2 separate regions of the Homo sapiens genome follow, and region 2 is linked to region 1. A link is a loop called in an ENCODE intact Hi-C map of the cell type or tissue named here. Cell type or tissue: heart left ventricle. All regions are shown on one strand. Each heading gives the region's core, and the rest is flanking DNA. Links, peaks and the distances in the headings are about the cores only.

Evidence for each region. Peaks named below come from ENCODE experiments on the same cell type or tissue, not always from the same donor. Only the 100,000 strongest peaks of a DNase experiment are listed, where the experiment ranks them.
Region 2: it touches region 1 in a loop (2.4-fold over the local background); 59 of 110 quality-filtered maps call a loop at or near these places.

What each region holds. Positions count from the first base shown.
Region 1 is chr13:41,050,222-41,059,004 of GRCh38, forward strand. It overlaps a transcript of ELF1 not described here. Among named protein-coding and RNA genes, the nearest start is that of TRE-TTC1-2, 6.2 kb to the right of the region's middle. RefSeq lists an enhancer at 3,418-3,467. In heart left ventricle, for the core only: CTCF peaks have their summits at 4,178 (motif pointing right) and 5,216 (motif pointing left); no DNase peak of the experiment used is centred there; H3K27ac peaks cover 2,331 bases.
Region 2 is chr13:40,971,127-40,979,909 of GRCh38, forward strand. All of the region lies in intron 2 of ELF1 (E74 like ETS transcription factor 1), which reads right to left. Among named protein-coding and RNA genes, the nearest start is that of ELF1, 44 kb to the right of the region's middle. RefSeq lists an enhancer at 3,850-3,999 and a silencer at 6,999-7,190. In heart left ventricle, for the core only: a CTCF peak has its summit at 3,740; no DNase peak of the experiment used is centred there; H3K4me3 peaks cover 46 bases.

The DNA of each region.
Region 1 (8,783 bases), core at 1,239-6,238:
GAGACTATTCTAGGTACCTCATATAAGGTGAATCATGCAGTATATCTTCTTTGTGACTGGCTTATTTCACTTAGCATAATGTCCTCAAGGTTATGTAGCATGTTGTCAGAATTTCCTTCCTTTTTAAGGCTGAATCACATTTCACTGTATGTACACACCACACTTTAACCATTCATCCACTGACTGATCTTTGGGTTGCTTCCACCTTTTGGTAACATAATAAATATTTATTATTGTAACGCTGCTAAGAACATACAAATATCTCTGAGACCTTGCTTTCAATTATTTTGAGTATATATCAAGAAGCAGAATTGCTGGATTATGATAATTCTCTTTCAAAAAAAATTTTTTTTGAGATGGAGTCTCGCTCTGTCACCCAGTCTGGAGTGCAGTGGCACAATCTCGGATCGCTGCAACCTCCCAGGTTCAAGGGATTCTTCTGCTTCAGCCTCCCAAGTAGCTGGGACTACAGGCACCTGCCACCACGCCCAGCTAATTTTTGTATTTTTAGTAGAGACAGGATTTCACCATATTTGCCAGGCTGGTCTCGAACTCCTTACCTCGTGATCCACTTGCCTAAGCCTCCCAAAGTGCTGGGACTACAGGCATGAGCCACCACACCCGGCCTCTTTCAGATTTTTTAGAAAGTGCCATCCTGTTTTCCATTGTGGCCAGAACATTTTACATCCCCACCAACACAGGAATTCTTGTACAAGAGTTTCAGTTTCTTCACATCCTTGCCAATACCTGTTATATTCTGCTTTGTTTTGTTTTAATAGGACCCATCCTAATGAGTATCAGGTTGTGACTGCTTTCATATAAACTTTATGTGCCTTCATTTCCCACACATTTGTGGCAAAAAGCCATCTAAAAATATGTTTCATAAACAAACAACCTTCTAGAAGGTAATGGCAATGCAAAAGAAAAAAGTTTTTAAAAGTAGCACTTTAAGGGACAGTAATATTGTAGTTCATGTGAAATGGCATAAAAACAAAGGGAAAAAAAAACAAATGAAAGGCATTCCCACTCATATCTGAAATTCTCTGATGCCACCTGCCTGCTTGGAGCTCCAAATTCCTTAAGCTTATGTTTTGCCTCCCTTCAGGATACTCCTCCTTCACTACTGCCCCCAATTCATGCGCTGGGACACCTTATCCCATTCTCTTTGCCTGTGGCTGTACCCTTCCTTTCTATTTCAGCTCTGTGCACCTTGGCATTAGAGGGTATCGATGATAAACACAGACGTTTGAACAGCTGAGGTAAAATGAATCCCATTACAACCTTGAAAAGTTGAATTAAATGTTTGATTAAAACTGAAAATGAAAAACACACACACACACACCTGAAAACGGATAAAAAAGTTTCATATAGAGCAATATATCAACACATTCTAAATCAGAAATGTATCTTGGTCTCTGGACTCTAAATTCAAAAAACTTTAAGTAATAAGATTAAACTGCAAATAAAGATTTACGACAATCTAGAATGACTCTCTGGATCAAAAAGTCACTAGGCTAGGCACCTTCCCACAAATTTAAAATAAAGCACAAAAATGTTTTAAGTCAAAGGTGTGTATTCAATAGTGATTAGTGTGCATTCAAAAATAAAAGATGTTTTAAAGTTTGCATACACACAAAATTTATAGAATAGTTATTGCTTTTTCAAAGTTCAAGTCGTCTATATTAGAATCACTTTTCTTTCTTTCTTTTTCTCTTTTTTTTTTTTTTTTTTTTGAGACAGAGTCTCACTCAGTCTGTCGCCCAGGCTAGAGTGCAATGGCATGATATCGACTCACTGCAACCTCCACTTCCCAGGTTCAAGTGATTCTCCTGACACACCCTTCAAGTAGCTGAGATTACAGGTGTGCACCACCATGCCCAGCTAATTTTTGTATTTTTAGTAGAGACGAGGTTTCATCACATTGGCCAGGCTGGTCTTGAACTCCTGACCTCAAGTGATCTGCCCACCTCAGCCTCCCCAAGTGCTGGGATTATAGGCGTGAGACACTGCGCCTGGCCAGAATTACTTTTCAAAGAACAAAATGTTTTAGTATTTAAATTTGTGAAATGAACTCAGGAGTGAACACTTCCATTAATCCTGAAATAGTAACCATTATAGCATAAAAATGTAGAAAGATATTGTGTGATAAAGTCTCTTAAGTGCTGGTGAAATGTTAAACTAAAAATTTATGTAAGTTCATTGTCATTTACAATTTTAAAAAGGATATCATAGCAAAACCATTAAAGAAGACTAGAAAACAAATATATCTTTAAGTTTATTGACTCTTCATTCAATACCTAGGTGAAGAGTAAATAGATCACCAAGTATTTTGAAAGTTACCTTCCTTGGCCAGGCACAGTCGCTCACGCCTGTAATCCCAGCACTTTAGAAAGCCAAGGCGGGAAGATCACCTGAACCCAGCATTTAGAGGTTGCAGTGAGCCATGATCATGACACAGCACTCCAGCCTGGGAGACAGAGAGACTCCCTGTCTCAATAAATAAATAAATGAGTAAATACTTAAAAATAAATTTAAGAAAGTAAGCTACTTTTCTTAAACTGTATCTAAATAATACTAACCTAATCTAAATGATCTACATTATATGGCAATTTACCTTGTAAACCTACATAAACGTGCACTTTCATCATAGTCTACTTCACTTACAATTACACAGCACTGTTTGTAGAATGTGAGACATATGTGTTAGCAAAAAATAATTTTGAAAAGTTACCCACAACTCCATATATTTACTTTGAAAAAGTTAAATAAAACCGAACACTTAAAGTTTATTGCATTTGTCACACTACATTTTTCAGAACTGACTCAGAGAAATATTTAAATAATTAAAATCACCAGGCACTGTGGCTCACGCCTGTAATCTCAGCACTTTGGGAGGCTGAGGCAGGAGGATCACTTGAGGTCAAGAGTTCCAGACCAGCCTGGCCAATACAGTGAAATTCCATCTCTACTAAAAATACAAAAATTAGCCGGGTATGGTGGTGCACGCCTGGAATCCCAGCTACTCATGAGGCTGAGGCATGAGAATTGCTTGAACCCGGGAGGCAGAGCTTGTAGTGAGCCGAGATCATGCTACTGCACTCCAGCCTGGGTGACAGACTGAGACTCCGTCTCAAAAAAAAAAAAAATTAAGATCATTAACATTATATTTGACCATTAGTACATTACCAAAACGTAAGGTCCTTATGGTAAAGTACCAGGTCTCTATGGTGAAGTATCAGTGGCAAGGGGGTCAATCAATGATTCATCCATTCTCCTCAGTGTGGATATCACCTTCTTAAATAAGGCACAATTGCTGACCCCAGATGGCTGCTTCAACCCACTTCTGCTTTACTGGTGACACAAATTTCAAGCCCTAAATGGCTACCCCACCCCTTCTGACACCTCTGGGAATTCAAGTGTGTAAGATATTTATAACATTATTGGCTGTAAACAGCTCATCTCTTAGGAAAGTTTTATTTGGTCGTGAGTCCAAAACTGAAACATTTCCTGAGTTGCAGTGAGCAAATAAGTATTTCACAATCACCATTTTATTTTGATTCAAGCTAGTTTATGAAACTACCAAACTAGTATAATTTGTGAGCAGAGTGTCCTTCTAAATAAGTAGCGTAATATAAACCAAACTCATTTGTATAAATACAATTAAGGCAATCCATCCAAAACGTAGAGAACTTTTAACAACTACAACCAAATCCACAAAAAAACGAGGCAAGAAGGCCACTTTCACTTAGCCAAAAAAGGGTGTGGGGGGATGTTTGATATATTTCTCAAAAAATATAACTCTCAAGGATAATACCATATGTCTTATAAAATGGGATGAAAAAAATCAGTACAACAAAAGGGATAAATGACCATTTCACAACAGGCCTACATGCCACAATATTTTAAAAAACCAACCCTTCCATATGAAATTTCTAGAGCAAAGAAGTACCATCTAAAAACCACTCTTGAATCATTGCAGCTTTTTAAAACTACTGGTTCCATTTTAGATTCCCTTTATTTAAAAGCCTCAGAAAAAATTCAGAGAAAAAATTAATTTCAAGCTTTCTATTTAATGAGCATCACTGCATGCACCAACGTGGAAGAACCAAAGCCAGTTCTAAAACAGTAAATCGCAAATGAATGAAACTTTAATTCTTGATGGTTTTAGTCCTGATATTTTGTCCACAGGGTGGCAGTCTCACAGTATTAACTTGTTCATGGAGTCAATGCACAATTTCAGAGTTCGAAAGCCACAGACACACGCAGGTATGCAATAAATTTACTAGCTGGCCAACCCTAAGAGTAAAAACTGCCAGTCCGCTGCAATAAAATCTGTGCTTCATAACTTCTCTATTTCTTTTAGAAATATTTACTTTCTGAAGTCGTAGATTTTTTCCTTCAGTGTTATCTGTTGTATCTGATCCTTTCTATTCTGCTGCCACCACCCTATTTAGGGAGAGAGTAGAAGCAAGGAGAGATGTTAGGAGATTATTATTGGACTGCGGGAAGTCCTTGACCTTTGTCAAGGCCTAATGGAGTGGGAACAGGAAAGGGACAGTGGAGATGGGGAGCACAGACATAATCCTTCCATCCACCAGTTCAACCTGCACGTTACTACCAAATTCATTTCATTAAAACATTCCTCGTATTACCAGAAATCTCTTTTCCTAACTAAACTCCTTAGCTCCAAATCCAAGAGGCTTCCAAAATCTCCTTGTCAAGGGGCTTCGTAAAATAAACTTTGCTTTGCTTTAAATAGACCTTGCTTGCCACTTCTTGATTTTCATTCATTCATTCAAATGTTTTCTGAATGTTTACCAGGTGCCAAGCCCTGCTTCAAGTCTGATGATACAGAGGGAAACAAGTCAAAGCCCCTGCTCCAAAGTTACACTCCTGACAGTGGTCTGTGAGCGGGAGGAGGATATGTCCCCAGACACTTCCAGCTCTCTGCAGGTAAGAGGTATCGTTCTTCCTAAGTATGAGCCATTGGAGGCACACTAGGCATCAGGAGGATAGTAAAAACACATTGTCCACTACAGACCCTAATCTATTTTCGCAGCCTTATTTCCCATTCCTATCCTACCTGCACCCTCAGCTCCATTAAAATGTGCTAGTAACTGTTGACATGCCTCTGCTCCTGCTTGCTTCCTCTCAATGCCTTGTCCCCATCCCTGTCTCTACCAGCAAAAGCCTAACCAGCCTTCAAAGCTTATCTCGAATGCTGCCTCCTACAGGAGGCCTTTCCTCATTCCCCTCACACAAACTCAGATATGGATTTTGAACACTATCAAACACTTATGACCCCTGGCTTAGTCCCCTCTGAGCATTTATCAAACTATGTATTGTATCATAATTATCTGTATACTTACCTAACCTCCTCCATCAGTTATTTAATAAGCACTTACCACATTTGTGGAACTAACTAGGAGCTGAAGTTTCCCCATTAAATTATTCCATTATTATTTTAATTTTTATTTTCTAGAGAGAGGGTCTCACCCTGTTGCCCAGGCTGGAGTTCAGTGGTGCGATCATAGCTCACTGCAGCCTCAACCCCCCAGGTTCAAGCAATCCTACCACCTCAGCCTCCTGAGGAGCTGGGACTACAGGAACGCACCACCACACCAGCTAATTTTTGTTTTTTTTTTTCTTTGGTAGAGATGAAGTTTCACCATGTTGCCCAGGCTGCTATTATTTTAAAACAGGTAATATCCAAATGATAAATGTAAAATCAAGAGAGAAAATATTCTATATGCTTTTTATTGCTTCAATCCCTTTTAAGAGTTTAGTCGAGATAAAACTTACATATCATGAAGTTTATCTATTTAAAGTGTACACTTCAACATTATTTAGTGCATTTATAGAGTTATAGAACTATCACTGTAATCTATTTCAGGACTTTCAATCACCCTAAATTTACTATCCACATTGGCAGTCACCTCACCCCAAACCTCCCTATCCCCTCTAATCCAAGGCAACCACTAATTTTCCCTCTTTCTCTATAGATTTGCCTATTTTGGATATTTCATATAAATGGAATAAAAATGTGGTCTTTCATGCCTGACTCCTTAGTGTAATGTTCTTGTGATTGAGTACCTCATCCCTTTTTATTCCCAAATATTCCACTGTGTGGATACACTACATTTTACCTATTCACTCATCAGTTGAGGGACATTCAGGTTGTTTCTACTTTTTGCTTATGAATAATGCTGCTATAAACATTTGTATACAAGGTTTGGTGTGGGCATGTTTTCATTTCTACTGGGTACACACCTAGGAGTGGAAATACTGGATCATATGGTAACTGTTTAACATTTTGAGGAACTGCCAAACTGTTTTCCAAAGCAACTGCACCATTATACATTTCCAGCAGCACTGTATAAGGGTTCCAACTTCTTTACTATTGTTTGAATCTTTACTACATACAGAACAAGAACGATCTCATATGATATCCTTGCCTTCAGGGAACTTATATTGACAGACTAAGACAAGAAATAAACAGAAACAAATAAACAGGTTAATTTCAGATACTAAGAAAATGAAAAAAATGTCATAAAGTAACCAGAAAGTAACCAAGGAAGAGGAAGTCTCAAGCTAAAGTGGTCAGAAAAGATCTGAGAAGGTAATGTTGACCTGAGATGTGCAGAGCTACAGGGGGAATATTCCAGGCAAAGGAAAAAGGCAAGAAACAAAACTCCGAGACAAGGATAAGTTTGGCATGGCAAAAAGGAAGCCTACGTAGCCAAGATACAGTGAAGTGGTAGATAAGGTAGGACCTGAGGTTAGATGGGTAAAGTCCAGATAATGTTGGACCTATGAGACCATGATAAGGTCTTCGGATTTTAGCTGAAATGCAGTAATTGCTTTAAAATCCCTTCTACTTCTTTAAATACCAGCGTTCATCTCTGCAAACATTTACTGAACTTTCACGTCTTTTTTTTTTTTTTTTTTAAGAGATAAGGTCTTAGGGTCTTGCTCTGTCACCTGGAGTGTAGCGGCAACATCACAGCTCACTGCAGCCTTGAACTCCTGGGCTCAATGGATCCTCCCACCTTAGGCTTGCAAGTAGCTAGGACTACAGGCATGTGGCATCACACCTGGCTAATTTTTTTTTAATTTTATTTTTGTAGAGACAGGCTCTTGTTATGTTGTCCAGGCTCTCTCACTTTTTCTCTTTTTTTTCCCCCCACCCCGAGATGGAGTCTCTCTCTGTCTCCAAGGCTGGAGTGCAGTGGCACGATCCTGAGATCCTGGCTTACTGCAATCTCTGCCTCCAGGGCTCAAGTGATCCTCCCACCTTGGCCTCCTGAATAGCTGATACAGGTGCAGCGGGTGCCACCACGCCTGGCTAATTTTTTGTATTTTTGGTAGAGATGGGATTTCGCCATGTTGATCCACCTGCCTCAGCCTCCCAAAGTGCTAGGATTACAAGCATAAGCCACCACACCCTGCCTCTTTCATGTATCTTCTAATTACACCTAACAGTAGCAAATATTAAAGAGGTTATTTGGGTAAATCCACAGCACTCAGTGTCACTAATTTATGGCCCAAGAGACAGCACCTAAAATATGCCTGCCAATGGCACAAGCGTTAAGAATGAATCCTCACAAACTGATTACCTAGCCTTAATCAATTTAAGATATACGTCTTACTGACAGTAGTGAGCAGCTCTGTCTTCGAATACCAAGGTCACTTTCAACAAAGCAAGACAGATTATTCTCACACTTTAAGCCTAGATTTCATTCCTATAAAGTGAATTCTAATTAACTGATTGCTTTTCTCCATTCTATTAATTACAAATTAATATTCAACTCCTAAACATAAAATGTACGGACACAAAATATTCTACATGTTTCTTTATTGTTTGAATCTTTTAAAACAAGAATTTTTCACATGCCACTGCTACCTTTGGGTTTTCCAAGAGACAGAAATGGTTTAAAAATTTTTGTGACATAAAATGTCACTCCTTGATAAAAGAACCTGTTACCTAGTCAAAATTTATCAAGTTAAAATTCCTTTCTACATTCCCAGCTTGATCTCCCATGGCCCTCCCTGCAGGCACTCTGTGCTCCTGCCAAACCGACTACTTGCCAGCCTCATACTTGTTCCCCCTACCTCAGCTTTATGATTCACATTCCCCAACAGGAGAAATCCAATCAGTTCTTCAAGGTCCACTCTCCCCTCTAGGTCTCTTCTCCAGTCCTCTCCCTTGAGCAGAACCGATTCCTCACCTCTGTTACTCCAGTAGCACTTCTACAACTCAGATGTTGCCTTACCATATTCTACGTAATGCACAACTACACGAAAGATAAATCTGTGTTTTATACAGAGATGATGCAACTACTTCCTTTGTGTTCACCCCCAGGTATATAGTACAACTATTTGCAATTACTGAGTGCACAGTTGAAAATAACATCCATTTTAGCACCATTTGGTACAATGTTGTAAACTCATTACAAAATACAAGGTCAAGGCCTGGCGTGGTGGCTCATGCCTGTAATCCTAGCACTTTGGGAGGCCGAGGTGGGTGGATCACCTGAGGTCAGGGGTTCGAGACCAGCCTGGCCAACATGGTGAAACATTGTCTTTACTCAAAATACAAAAATTGGCCACGCGTGGTGGCGGGTGTCTGTAGTCCCAGCTACTTGGGAGGCTGAGGCACGAGAATAGCTTGAATCCGGGAGGCGGAGGTTGCAGTGAGCTGAGATCGCGCCAATGCCCTCCAGCCTGGGTTAACAGAGCGAGACTCCGTCTCAACAAAAAAAAGAAGAAAAAGTCAAAAGTTA
Region 2 (8,783 bases), core at 1,387-6,386, 79 kb before region 1:
AATTTATTACTAAGTCATAATGAAAGTCTCATTTCAATTAACGCTTGGATAAAAAATGTATATTATATATAGATTGATAGTTATCTTCTAAATGATCACTGTATTAGACCTACAGCTGAAACAAGTTTGTTTTCTTTTTCTTTTTTTTTGAGACAGGGTCTTACTCTGTCACCCAGGCTACAGTGCAGTGGCAAGATCACAACTCACTGCAGCCCCCACCTCCCAGGCTCAAGTGATCTTCCCAACTCAGCCTCCTGAGTAGATGGGACCACAGGCAGGCACCACAACACCCAGCTATTTTTTTAATAGAAACGGGGTCTCCCTATGTTGCCCAGGCTAGTCTCAAACTCCTGGGCTCAAGCGATCTTTCTGCCTTGGCTTCCCAGAGTGTTGTGATTGCAGGCATGCGCCACTGCGTCTGGCCAGTATTTGAGTGTTTCTGAAAAAATCCTGGCTTCTCTCTTGCACAGCACCATCAAAAACATAAAGGTCTAAGTAAAATGGTCTTTTCTCCAGAATTCCCCAAGATAATGTTTGAAATTCCATTGCAAATCCTTGTGGAGTTATTTTTTAACAAAGTCTAATCCTAGTGTAACTGTGTCATGACAATTGGCTTTCTTTAGTCTTTGCCTAGATTCTTCTTTTTGTAGCCAGGATAAATTACAATTTGGCCATACATCTCAAAAAGTAAGAGTCAATGAGAATGATCTGTTTTCTTATTGGAATGTCCACATTAAAAGCTTAATAGTATTGGTGGGTTGTGTATGTGTGGGTATATGTAAACAGAATCAGTTATGAGGTAAACAAACAGGTAGTTTTTTTTTGGGGGGGGGTATAGTAAATTTTAACCAGATGTAAATGTTTACTTTACTTACAAACTAAGTAGATTAATAAATATCAGAGTAGTCACTACCAGACAGGTAAGTGTTTTAAACATGCAGATTCCATATAACTCAAAGAATTTTAAAAAATCATAAAGGGCAATTTCTGCTATGAAAAGATGGACTTTGACAAGAATCTTATACAATATGTACACAGCAAAGAATAAAATGAGGTAAGGCATCCTTGAATACAGGCAGTTTAGCTACAATAGAGTCTCTCCCAGAATGGAAAATTCATACTACCTGCTCATAGGTATGGGAGAAATTAGTGGTACTCCAAAAAAACTGAACAACGCCAGGGCAAACTATGTCGAAACAAATGTTAAAGGAAAATGCTCCCTTACGGCATAAGTCCACCAGATTTTTAAAATCCTGAGTCACAAGTTTATTGGCTTATTCTAGAATCAAGACAGCCATTCTGGATTATCAAAGGAAAAATGTGACAACAGAACAAAACAAAACGATCTGAATGAATTTGTATAACTGGTATGCAAGTCACAAAAATCACTTTCATCACCTCACTTACCCAGTTGGATAATAGAGATTATCCAGTGTAAGACAAGAGCTATTAAAGCTTTTTCTTGATTTATCTCAGGTCATTAATATGAGGACTGTTCCATGTACCATGCTATAGGTAAATGCATTGCATAAGCATTTAATGCTCATAACCTTGGGAGGTAATTCTGTTATTTTTGTGAAAGAAATAAAGCTCAATGATATGTAAAAACTTGTCTAAAGTTACACAGCTAGAGCCAGGCTCCCAAATTGATGTTTTTTTAATGCCATATCACACAGACTCTTGATTGACAAACATCAGTTTTCATGATTAAATGTTATGTCAAAGTTGTGGGCAGTGGACTGAACACACACTAATCAATCACTGTTTAAAAAATCATCTCCCACCTAAGTCTTTAAATAATACATTATTTCCGAATGTGTGTGTTGAGGTAGGAAAGGGGAGGGAGGAGATTACAGATAGCTGGGCTTCCCAGTAGCTCCTTTCCAACAGAACAATGGAATTTTGTTCTAAAAGTTCTTGTTTTTATTTTGCATATGCCACAAAATAAAGTAGAATAGGGCAAATGCAGAAATCATGTAAAACCATAAAATATAATAAATCATTAAACTGTCACCTAAAAGATCACCTTTTAGGAGGGAAGCTTCTTTCCTAACTTTAATCTTCGCATCATCCTGCTGATAAGTTTCCTGGTCTCGTATCTTCAGTACTTTCAACATCACATTTAGTGGGAACAGGTTAAATGGGTCAGCTTACAAATGTTTTACCAGTCAAAATATTATAATGTAGCATTTCTAACAACAATTCCTTGGCAATTTTCCAAAAGAAGAATTGCTCTAATATTGAGAATTTTGGTTACTATTTCTAAAACACACACAAACAATTATTTTCATCAGTACTCTCTAAATATGTTGAAAATGACCCTCTTTTTTAAAAAAGGCCAGTTACACTAACTGTTTATATAACTGCCTATCTTTTATGTGCTATGTGTTCACTGAAATGGAAAGGAGACAAAAATTTTCAAGATCACATAGCAAAACTAAGACACATCAAAGGTGTCAAATGTTAGGGGAAATTTTTTTAAGTTATTTTTAGAAGCAACAGAGGTGCTAATTTCCTTTTTTTTTTTTTACCCAGGAAGGCTATTCTAGGTGATTGAGTATTTTCTGGGAGAAGACGTTGCCAACTCTATTTCTGACAAGAAACTGACCAACACAAACCTCATTTTAAAAAGTGTTCTTTGAAAATGTGTACAGAATGGATAAATAAAATGTGGTATATCCATATGATACAATATTATTCAGTAATAAAAAGAATGGAGTAATGATACATGGCACAACACAGATGAACCTTGATAACAGGATGCCAAAGTAAAAGAAGCCAGTCGCAAGACAGCACATATTCTATGATTCCATTTACTATAACTGAATTGTCCAGAATAGGCAAACATACAGAGACAGAAAGTAGATTAGTAGTTCCCAGGAGCTAGGAAGAGTGGGGAAGAATAGGTCATGACTGCTAACAGGTACAGATTTCCCTTTGGGGTGATAAACATGTCCTAAAATTGATTATGGAGACAGACATACAATTCTGTATAAACTTAAAACCATTGATTTGTACACTTTAAGTAGATGGATTATATGGTATGTGAATTACATTGCAATAAAGCTGTTTTTTTTAAAAGGTACATATACAGGTATGCCAGGCATAAGAACCATCTACCTGTAATTATACTAATTAGCTAAAATTAGTAACACTTTTTTGCCAAAATCATAAATGCAGGATATAATAATTCTTCCATATTTTAAACTACTTTTCACCACTTACATGTTGCAGTGGCTAGTATTATTCAATTAGTGGTTAAAGGCACAGGCTGGGTTACAATTCCTAGCTTTATCACTTAGTAGCTATGAAATTACAGGCAAGTTGCTTCCCTTCGCTGAGCCTCACTTGACTCTTTTGTAGTGAGAATTAGGAGCACCTACTTCTTAGGATTGTTGTAAGAATTAAATAGGATAATCCCTATAAAGCACAGTGCATGGGGCAAGATGCTCACTAAACACTAGCTACTAAAATTCACCACTGAAAGTTTCTGAAGCCCATCTAGTCCATGTTCTACCCTATACAATGATCTCATCTTATTCATTTTCAGGACGTTATCCCTGGGCCTCTGTGGGATGGCTAGGGGGCAGTTAAAGGAAGATTTTGCAAAAAAGAGTAATAAGTTCCTACTCTCCACACTGACTCCTCTTTCATAACAACTATCAGCCTCCTTGCTGCCAAGAATGGGCAAAGAGATAAGCCAAATGTTAGACCACAGGCAGGGTTGTTCCTTCACTTAACCTGAAGAGGGCCTCAGCCTTTATGCAAAGTCAGATCTCCCCCAGAAGGCAATCAGGCTTGTAGCTGGGGACTCTAAGACATAACTCCTTTGATAAAGACTTTTCCAAGTGTACCAAAAATAAACAAGCAACCTCTGTATATTAGTTTCACAAATGGCCAAGCTTTTAATGGATTTCTTAAGTTTGATATGACAAGATTTAAAAAGAAGGCAACCAAAGCAGATAGAACCTGGAATTTTAAGGTAAATAACAGAGGATCCACTAAGTCCACGTACAGATCAGTAGCAACACTCCAGCTTCCTGCCCTTCTCATCACTGGCGCTGAATAAGTTACACATTAAACACTATCAACTCATTCCTTCTACCTTACTTTATGAGGTACACCTAATCTCTGACCTAACAGAATCTTGCCATTCCAGTTGAAAAATGGCAGGTTGGTGTGACTTATCCTCTTACATACAGGAAATAGCATATAAGGAAAAAGGAAAGTTCTATATGAATGTTAGTTTCTCTGATTTTTTTTTTGAAAAACAATTTTAATATACAACAGAGTAGAGGGAAAAACAAAAGCATCCACATGCCTACAACCAGATTTAATAAATGTGAACAACTGTCATTTAACACATTTTATTTATTTACAATTTCAATGACAATCTTTAAAAGTTATTTGAAGTGTTTTCCACTAAATGTACAACAGATCAGTTCCAAATACTTCAGAAAAAAGATTCCATGAGCATCTGTTTCTGGTCTTAGAACTGTAGTGACATGGCTACATTGTCCCTGCACCAAATGAGAATGTGGACAATAGGTCCTGGGAAAATGTATTCTGTGGTCAAGACAGCTGTGGGCAAGGTATCACCCTCTCATTATTCAGAGATGCTCTGATATGATAAGAACCATAACTGAACACTTATATATCCCAGATCATCTAGCAACAGGTAAGTTTTACCTATTTTATAGAAGAGATCACTTATTCAACAGATTTTAAAAAGAAAAAAAATCTTTAAGAGGACTCAGTGATATTAAAGGCTTTGGTAATATTAAGGGGAAAAAAGACAATGTCTTACTTCAAATAATTTAACACATTTGAAAAAATTAGTAATGTGTATATGAAAATTTAAGATGGCAAACGTGAGACTGATAATAAGCAACATAGAAATAACAGAATAAAGTTGTTAATTCTTGAAGGAATTATTTTAGGATGAGTTCCTGGAAAAAGTATGCTTTGTTCTAAAATCTTGAAAGATTATTAGACTTAAATATGCAACAGGTATGAATGTTGGAGATCATTTCTGAGCAAACAGTGGGGAAGCAGGAAAGCATTCTGGAAAATTACATAGTGTGAAACAGGCACACTGTGAAAAGTTTCTAACCATAAATTAAGATGTTTGGACTGATAATGAAGTCAAGAGAATCTGTTAAAAGTTTTGGTACACTCTACTGCTCTAGAACACCTCCTCTTCTTCATCTGTCAGATAAACTAGATCCTCCTTTGAGATCCAGTTCAACTTCCATGGTGAAGCATTCCCAAAGTTGCAGTGCAGTCAATGGCTCCATTCTCAGTATCCACAGCACTTTGCATTTATCTGTGTTACATTGAATAGTGTTTCCCAAACACTGCATGAAAAAATCACTGGGCAGCTTGTATAAAAGACAGCAAGGCACTGTTATTCTTTTTGTTTTGTTTTGTTTTAGACGGAGTTTCACTCTTGTTGCCCAGGCTGGAGTGCAATGGTGCGATCTCAGCTCACTGCAACCTCCACCTACCGGGTTCAAGCAATTCTCTTGCCTCAGCCTCCTGAATAGCTGGGATTACAGGCATGCACCATCACGCCTGCTAATTTTGTATTTTTAGTAGAGATGGGGTTTCTCCATGTTGGTCAGGCTGGTCTCGAACTCCTGCTCTCATGTGATATACACCACCCGCTTTGGCCTCCCAAAGTGCTGGGATTACAGGCATGAGCCACTGCACCCGGCACTGTTACTCTTTAACCTCCAGGAATTAGCAGTCGGAGGAAGCCAATTTACACCCTAGAGAGGAAAGTGCTAAGACTACCTTCTTATATTGTGATGAGATTCTATAAAAATTTGTTGTTCCACATGTTCATTTTTTCCATGTCACCAAACTTCTCTCTAGTGACTTAAGTCTATTAAACACAAATATGATTTGCCAGAAATTCTACTTTTAAAACCAATGACTGAAAAAAAAATACAGTGTTTTTTTCATATAATATATCAAAATTATAAAAAGCATTAAACTATGCCGGCTGTTCTTCATTAAATTAACTCCTGGAACATTTAAGTAAATAGGTTTCCTTCTCTTTAGAAACTTGTATCCATAGACTTCTGCTTGCTTCTTCTTCTCATACATTCACCATGCTAACACGCTTGTTAAGATCAAACCAAAGCACCATTGCATAAAGGGATATTGCATTCAATACTGATGGGGTTGCTCTCCCATAGAAGTGCTTCATTCTCAGCTACAAATATTCCCAGTTTAGAACAGACAGCAACAACAGAGTTTTAAATTGTCAGCATCAACAGCATTGATATTTCCTTTCCAACACCCCCGCCATGACCCCTGCCATCTCCACTCAAGAGTGCCAAGCAATTCTGGAAAATATGAACTGAATAAGGGAAGATGATCAAAATGCTGGCAACCCTATTAATAGTGTCAGTTTCTTTAGACTAATATATATTTATAACCTAGACCATAACTGAAAACAAAAAATATATTCTAATCTGGTGCCTTCAGTGATTTTATAAACAGCCAAAACAGAATACATTATTTTAAAAGTCATAAATACTTTTTAACTTTAAAAAGTTAAAAATCCCAACAGGGTTTTCATGTAGCTTAACAAGCTAACTCTAAAATTCATTCAAAATCCTATTCCAATTTGGGGGGAGGAGGATATCCTATCGGATATCAAATCTATAAAATGATTCTAATGAAAACAATGTGATACTGGCACAATATAAAAACAGTTCAACGAAGGAGAATACACTAGGAAGTTCAAAACTGAAGCCTGTACACATGGTAATTTAGTATTAACAAAGGTGGCAGTTTAAGTGTGAAAAACATAAAACATTCAATAAATGGTGAAGGGCTAACACCACTATTTGTGGGAGTGGGGGAAGAATCTTCAAATCATGAATACCTCACATCATACAAAAATAAACTGCAGATGGACTGAGGAGCCAAACATATGAAAGATACTAGAAGAAAATGTAGGCCGGGGGCGGTGGCTCATGCCTGAAATCCCAGCACTTTGGGAGGCCGAGGCAGGCAGATCCCGAGGTCAAGAGATGGAGACCATCCTGGGCAACATGGTGAAAGCCTGTCTTTACTAAAAATACAAAAATTAGCTGGGCGTGGTGGTGCGTGTCTGTAGTCCCAGCTACTTGGGAAGCTGAGGCAGAAGAATTGCTTGAACCTGGGAGGTGGAGGTTGCAGTGAGTCAAGATCACACCACGGCACTCCAGCCTGGGTGACGAGGCAAGACTCAGTCTCAAAAAAAAAACAAAAAAGAAAAGAAAATGTAAAGAGAGTATATACTAATTTTAGGAGTGACAGGAGTGAAGAGAATAAAGCTTTCCTAAGCAGAAGGCAAGAAAAGCCCCCAAAACTAATATTATTAATTTGTAATATTGACATATTTTATTAAAAACATTTAAAATTTCTATAGCGCACAAGATATCACATTGTTAAAAGACAACACTAGACTGGGAGAAAATGTCAATGATTCTAATGTAGTGACCATAATACTTAAAAAATTCCCACTGGGCAAAAGGATATATTAATAAGTAAATCAAAGAAAACTCTAATTGAAAATAAATAAAATTTACAAATAAACCACTTCACCACTAGTAGTCAAGGAAATACAAATTAAAATAGTAAAATGTCATTTCCACCCTAAAGACTGGCCAAAAAAAAAAAAAGGACTTCTGTTGATAATGGTTTGGGAAATACACTATTAGTAGTAGTAGAAATTAATACAGCTCCTCTTACCCCCCGCAACTTTTATTTTAGATTCAGGGGGTACATGTGCAGGTTTGTTACATGAGTATATTGCTTGTTACATAGGTGAGGCTGAGATTTGAGGTATGATTGATCCTATCACCCAGGCAGTGGGCACAGCACCCAATAGTTAGTTTTTCAACCCTTGCCTGCTTCCTTCCTTCCCCCATCTAGTAGTCCCTCTTTATGTCCACGTAACACAGACTTGTCCATCTTTATGTCCACGTAACACAGCCTTTTAAAAGAATATTTGTATTTATATTTTTAGTAAGCTCAGTAATTCTGTTTTTAATAACCCTACAGATATAATCACATAAGTGTACAAAGATACACTACACACACACACACATAATGACAAAATTATAGTGCTCCGTAAATATTAGCTATGAGCCAGACATAGTTCTAAAAGCTTTAGAAACATCAACTCATTTAATTCTCACAGCAATCCTATAACTTAGGTTCTATTATTTTCATCCCCATTTTGCAGATGAGGAAACCAAGGAACAGAAAGGTTGAGTAACTTGCCCAAAGTCACAGAGATAATAAGCAGCGGAGCCAAGATTCAACCCAGGCATTTCAACTTCAGTACCTGAGCTCTTAACCACCGCTACTACTAGGTAGATCTACTGCCTTCCAAACAAGGATGTTCACTGCAATATTGTACATCATAGCAAAATGCTGGTAACAGCCATGTCAGGAACTGTAAAATAAATAATGGGCTGCTCATGATGTAAAATATAAATGATGTAGAATCAACATACACACAAATATTTATAATAAAGTGGAAACAAATGAGACACAAAAAAGATTTAGCATAACTTCATTTGTGTCTTAAAAGCAACCTCTGTATGCAGTTTTGTATATATGTATGTTCATTTGTTCAGACATTTTTCTAAAAAAATTACACACAAAATATTAATACTTAATACTAGTTTCTTCTGGGAAGGAAAACAAGATTAGGACTAAGGGTGAAGAGAGATTTTTCACTAGTTATTTTATGTATCTTTTTATTAGGTGACTTCTTT